Linked DNA regions of Homo sapiens: region 2 is linked to region 1. The links are chromatin contacts, found by Hi-C or POLR2A ChIA-PET in ENCODE. All regions are on one chromosome and are shown on one strand. The core of a region is the stretch at or near the end of the contact, and the rest is flanking DNA. Distances in the headings are between cores, read along the strand shown. Region 1 holds the start of LIPG (lipase G, endothelial type). Region 2 has its middle 47 kb from the start of LIPG.

Region 1 (2,965 bases), core at 41-2,540:
GATCCTCGACGCTAGGGAGGAAGGGGCGCGGGACTGCTGTGGGGGTTTTCCCTCCCCAGGCAGGGGCAGGACCTGTTCCGGGCGACTGCAGGGTTAAGGGTATCGTCTTAAAGAGCCGGATCCTCCCGGCTGGAGCGAGGCTGGATGGCGGGACGCAGCCTCTCAGCCTCTCGTACCCGCCCTGCGTCCGCAGTGGTTGTTGGCGCAGCCGCCCCGTCGGTGTTCCGGGCTCAGTCCCCGCTCCCCAGCGCCAGACGCAGACTCCGGGCCAAGTTCTCCCTCCGCTCGCTGCTTTCTGCCGCAGGACCCGGATCAATAAAGGGAAGGAGAGCCGGGAGGAAATGATGGAGAACAGAGAGAAAGGAGATGCTTGATTTCACTCGCCAAGGAGTGAGTGCTCATCGGCAGACACTGGGCTCTGGCCACGCGTCTTAGACTCCAAATCTCGGCTCACTGGTCCCTTTGAGGAGGTCGCCTGGTGTTCCCGTAGCCCTCCACCCCACCGTAGGAGAGCGCCTGCCACGAGCTCCGCGCCTCGCTAAGTGCTTTGCTACGTGAACTCTTAGTTTTCCCAACATCCCTAAGCCGCCGATACATTATCACCCACGTATTGCGGACGAGAGAACCGCCTCGGAGAAGCTGGCTGGCTCGCTTGGAGTTTTGCAGCTAGTGGCGGAGCGAGCATTCCGAGCAGGTACTGTGCGATCCTCCAGCGCCGGCCGCAGCTCACAGCCCCTTAGCTCCGCCGGGTTATTGTGCGGCCGCGCCTTCTGCACCTGTTGCGGCCCTCGCTAGGCGGGAAGGGAGGGAGAAGAGGAGGACAAAGGGGATGACCAGGTGGCTCTCCCCCGACGGACTCCCGGCCCAGGGAGCGGATAGACCACTCCCAGAGAGAGTGTGGCTTTGAGCCTTGGAGAGGATGCTCTCCTTCTCCAGGGATCGCCTCCCCAGCGGACGCAGAGTTTCAGGGAAATGTCCGCCTCCGCCACTTGGGATGGCAGTGGGGAGAGGAGGATCTGGGTGTCCGGAGGAGGGCAGTGGGAGAAAGCTGGAGCTGCTGGAGTCGCAGCTGCCTGCGGAGCGGGCCCGGGAGGAAGCGGGGCCGAGCGTGCGGCGTCCACGCGGTGAGTGTGCAGCGCTTTCATTCAAACTTTCTCCAGTCTCGGTTCCGGCGTCAGCAAGGTGTGACCAATCAGAGCCCAGAGACGGGAATAAATTATGCAAATCACCATCTGGCGATGGGTCAGATGACTCCCATACTTTTAAAAACTACCTCTATAGGAGCGTGACAGCAGCGAGTCCTTGCCTCCCGGCGGCTCAGGACGAGGGCAGATCTCGTTCTGGGGCAAGCCGTTGACACTCGCTCCCTGCCACCGCCCGGGCTCCGTGCCGCCAAGTTTTCATTTTCCACCTTCTCTGCCTCCAGTCCCCCAGCCCCTGGCCGAGAGAAGGGTCTTACCGGCCGGGATTGCTGGAAACACCAAGAGGTGGTTTTTGTTTTTTAAAACTTCTGTTTCTTGGGAGGGGGTGTGGCGGGGCAGGATGAGCAACTCCGTTCCTCTGCTCTGTTTCTGGAGCCTCTGCTATTGCTTTGCTGCGGGGAGCCCCGTACCTTTTGGTCCAGAGGGACGGCTGGAAGGTAACGTGAATTTGTTTTTATTCCCCCCAGCCACTTCTCTGTGCTGGGTCCCCTCTGTCTTGCTGATTCTTCAAACCCTCCTTGTTCCTATGAAATTCTTCCTTTCCCACTGCGCTGCCCATTCTCTCCTCCAATCCACCTTGGAGTCCACCTGTCTCTCTGCTGGTCTGATGGGGGCATTCCCGGCAAGTCATGCAAAAGGCAAAGGCTGGCAGGGTGCGCTGGCTCTTGCCAGCCCTCCCACCCCCACCTCCTTCCCTTATACGGCTCCCTAAGCCAGTGCTGGTGCTGTCCAGCCAGCCGAGCGGCCTGGCAGCAGCTCTGAAACCTTGTCCTCATGCCTGAACCTGGAGGTTTGAGAGGCAAGAAGGCTGTCAGAGCTGTGTCTCCTGGAGCTGCCTTTTAATCTTGGTGTAGGTGTCTTGAAAGTTCAGGTGGCAGGGTAGCTGGCTTTGGTTTGATTCGTGCTTGCAGGGAGCGTCTGGTGGGTCGCTTGTGCTTAGAAGCTGCCGGGCCTATTCCCCCAGGTTGCCAGCCTTTTCCTCTTCAACACTCTTGTGCTCCCCCGACTCTTCCTCTTCCCACTCCTCCTCCCTTTCCTCCTCCTGGCTTTTAGCTTCTCTTCCTCTTGGGTTCTGTATGGCAGCCTTTGCCAGTGGAGGCAGCTTGCCCTGGGGGAGCCAGAGTCAGTCAGCTCTGGGGGAGTCAGAATCAGAGTGAGAACTAAGTCAGCTGATAAGCAGTGGAGGGCTGGGGAGCCTCTAAACTGAACCCCATCATCTCATCTTCTAGTCTGCTGAGGTTGTGCCAAATGGTCTGTGTGGGCTTGTGTATGTGTGGGAGGGTTACTGTGAATGAATGGAAAGCCTTGCTTTACTCAACATGTTTCCAACTCTGGTGCTAACTAGAAGCATTGCCTAGGGCAGGTCTCATCTCTGGCTCCTCACCTGTAAAATGCTAAAGTTCCTTCTAACTTCTGTGTTCTGGGCCTCTGAGTATGTGTGAGTCATTTCCTTCATTGCAAAAAGTATTTACTGCATACCTACTTAGTGTCAGACACTATTCTGGGAGCAGGGGAGAGAGCAGTGGACAAAATAGATGGCAATCTGTGCCCTTGTGACACTTACATTTCAGTGGTGGGAAGACAGACAGTGCACTGATTAAAGTATCAGTGGTGCTCAGTATTATGGAGAAAAATCAAGCAGAGGAGGAAGGTGGGGCATGTTGGTGGGGGAAGGTGGTGCGATTTTATGATGTGGTCAGGGAAGGCCTTTCTGGAGAAGTTGACCATTGAGCAAAGAGCTGAAGGGGGTGAGAGAAGGAGCC
Region 2 (2,888 bases), core at 127-2,626, 47 kb after region 1:
CTGCAAGCTCCGCCTCCTGGGTTCACACCATTCTCCCGCCTCAGCCTCCCGAGTAGCTGGGACTACAGGCACCCACCACCACGCCTGGCTAATTTTTTGTATTTTTAGTAGAAATGGGGTTTCACCATGTTAGCCAAGATGGTCTTGATCTCCTGACCTCGTGATCCACCCACCTCGGCCTCCCAAAGTGCTGGGATTACAGGCATGAGCCACGGCGCCCGGCTGAGATAATTCTTTATGAGCAGTTTTTACACAGACAGGCAGGGAGAAAGTTAGAGTAATATGATATCTTCAGGTTTTATGGCTGGCTTTGGGGAAAGGGGTTCTGGTTTCTATGACCCTCCTTGGGGAAGAGGGAGTCTAGTTTCTATGGCTAGCCTAGGGGAGAGAATGAGAGGCCAGAGACAGGAGGGCAGGATAAGGTCAGTGAAAACTGTTGCATCTGAGGCCTTCATTTTTGGATATTGTTTTCTGAGCCCCAACAACAGAAACGTCCAGAATAGGCAAATCTATAGAGACAGAAAGTCAATTAGTGGTTTCCTTTGGTTGAGGGACTGGGGCTAGGGCTGGGTGAGGGACATAAGGGAGTGACGGCTAAATGGTACAGGGTTTCTTTTTGGTGTGATAAAAATGTTCTGAAATGGATTGTACTGATGGTTGTACAACTCTGTGAACATACTAACTACTGCTGACTTGTACTCTTAAATGGGCAAATTGTATGGTATGTTAATGCTATCTCAATAAAGTGGTTAAAAATGAGTAAGGAGAGCCCATGTGTAAGATTCTGAGTGTTGAAGGAGGGAAGCTGCAGCTGAGTTTGTACCTCCTGGAGTGCTCCTAGGACCACAGCTGAGGGCTGTGTAGGGAGATAAGGAGGGGGCCTGGCCTGGACACTGCAGAGGCTGAAGCGAGTAGGCACTTGATACTTGAATGGACAAATTCTGAAGTTCCTGGCTCTTTGTTAATGCCCAGTCAGTGAGGGGGAAGAGAAGAAAAGAGTTAGGCTTAAGTCTTAGGATTTGGAGCTCAGAAGGGCTTTTGGCAGTGGCCCAAAGGGATTTTGAATTAAGGCTTTAATAGAACCAGCCATACTGTATATTCACACATCTCTTCACCCCTCACTGAGCATTACACCTGAGGTCTCATTTGGGGTCTTAGTCTGTGAGACTGAGGGGCTGAGAGCAGGAGGATCTCATTTGGCATTTCAGCATGGAAATCTGGCACAAGGAAATCAGTTGCCCCTAAGAATTCTCATCTCCCATTGTGGCATATGGCATTTAAGTTAAATGAAAAGATTTCTCCAGCAGCAAAGCTCACAAAACACTGGGCTGAATCACCTCTGGGAAGACGTGGGACCTTTTATGTAGGAAGATACTTGGGAATTAGATGTAACCCAATATGAGACTGGGGCGTGGATCATTCAACCTTGGAAAGCCCCACAGTCAGGGGATAGGTTGTGATTTAGCCTGTTGAAGGATCAAGATCAGGTATGATCTAATGTGTTGAATAGAGTCAAATGGGTCATTTCACCCAAATTTTAAACTGGCTATTGCCGGCCAGTAATTTATTGTGTGATGCTGGGCAAGACACTTGCCTCTACAAATCGGCTATAAAATTGTAAAGTAAGGACTGGCTTTGAAGGAAATCACTGAGCTGTTTTCTGCTTTCTCTGTTGCTGCTATACTTCAATTTCAACTGTGCTTGTGTCCCAAGTGCCAATATTGCCTCAATCTGGTTCCAACTCCTGTTCCTTAGTAACTTGGCTGGCAGAGAAGCTTCAGAAAGAGAATGGCATAGGTGAAACCATTCTGGTAAATTCCTGCTAAGATATATATGACTAAGAGTTATTTAATATGTGGGATACAGAGAGGAAGTCAGTTACCTTATGGAACAATTTAATGAGCTCATTGCAGTAGCTTTTATTTTGTTTTAGGTGGGCAGATGTTCTGGATGCTTCTTAATTGACATCACTTGAGGTCAGTGCATTTCAAACTTTAATGTACACATGAGTCACCTGGGGACCTAGTTAAACTTGATTCTGATTCAGTAAGTCTGGGGTGGGGCCTGGGACTCTACATTTCTAACAAGCTCCCATGGGTGCTAACTCTGTCTGCTGCTAGGGGACTGTCCTTAGAGCAGAGGCCCGGGTGACCATCAACCCACCTTCAGTGATACTGATGCACTCAGGAAGGAATGAGTTGCTTTTCTCTTTCTTGAAGCCCTTTGACACTCTGCACATGTATCCATTGGAGCACTTTGTGTTGTAATGATTTGTGCGGGGCCCATCTTCTCTATGAGGCTGAAGGCTCTTATACACAGTAGCTGCATCTTATTTATCTCCATTTGCTCTTGACTTCCACCTCTCCTCACTTTAACACTGTGGTTGGCACAAAAAAGGCACTTAATGTATGATGAGGAACAGGCCCAGACAGGCCTGATGGTGATCGGGTGAGCTCATAAATGATGTGGGCTGTTACGTGGCATCTCTGTTCCTGCGTGGCCAGATGGCATAAACCAGTGATTTCCAACCCTGACTACAGATCAGGGGAATTTAAAAAAATACTGATCCCAGGCCCACTCCAGTGTTCTGATTTAATTGAACTGTTTTGAAGCCCAAGTATGAATGACTTTAATAGCCCTCCAGGCTCTTACAGCTCAAAAATAAAAAGACAACCCAATTAAAAATAGGCAAAATATTTGAATGGATATTTTCCCAAGGAAGATTTACAAGTGGCCCATAAGTACAGAAAAAGATATTAAATATCATTAAGGAAATGCAAATCAAAGCTGAGAGATACACTTCACACCTAATAGGACGGTGTGGGAGAATTTCAAACTTTCCCTCTGAAGATTTGAGTCTAAGGCTGTTGAAGTGAATTGACAGTAGA

The links. A loop is a pair of places that touch in the nucleus more often than their neighbours do. ChIA-PET counts read pairs that join two places held with the same protein, here RNA polymerase II (POLR2A). Pooled maps may share reads with other maps.
Region 2: a loop to region 1 is called in a map of PC-3, with 2.4 times the contacts of the local background. The contact joins the enhancer-like site here to the promoter of LIPG in region 1. A Hi-C loop is called at or near these places in 3 of 168 maps with a recorded cell type or tissue (MCF 10A, PC-3 and dorsolateral prefrontal cortex), 4 of 37 single-sample maps with no recorded cell type and 3 of 50 pooled maps. POLR2A ChIA-PET finds 5 or more read pairs at or near these places in 6 of 52 experiments (H1, MCF 10A, PC-9 and 1 more).

What each region holds. Positions count from the first base shown.
Region 1 is chr18:49,560,767-49,563,731 of GRCh38, forward strand. LIPG (lipase G, endothelial type) reads left to right here and starts at 1,291. Exons shown (of 10, transcript NM_006033.4): 1 at 1,291-1,639. The coding sequence starts at 1,543. RefSeq lists an enhancer at 1,498-1,998.
Region 2 is chr18:49,607,660-49,610,547 of GRCh38, forward strand. No RefSeq gene overlaps it. Among named protein-coding and RNA genes, the nearest start is that of LIPG, 47 kb to the left of the region's middle. RefSeq lists an enhancer at 1,396-2,595. Within about 2 kb of position 1,377, at least 4 of the 41 ENCODE cell types and tissues checked have a DNase peak (open chromatin) inside an H3K27ac peak, as active enhancers do; they include PC-3 and PC-9, where a contact is called at or near this core.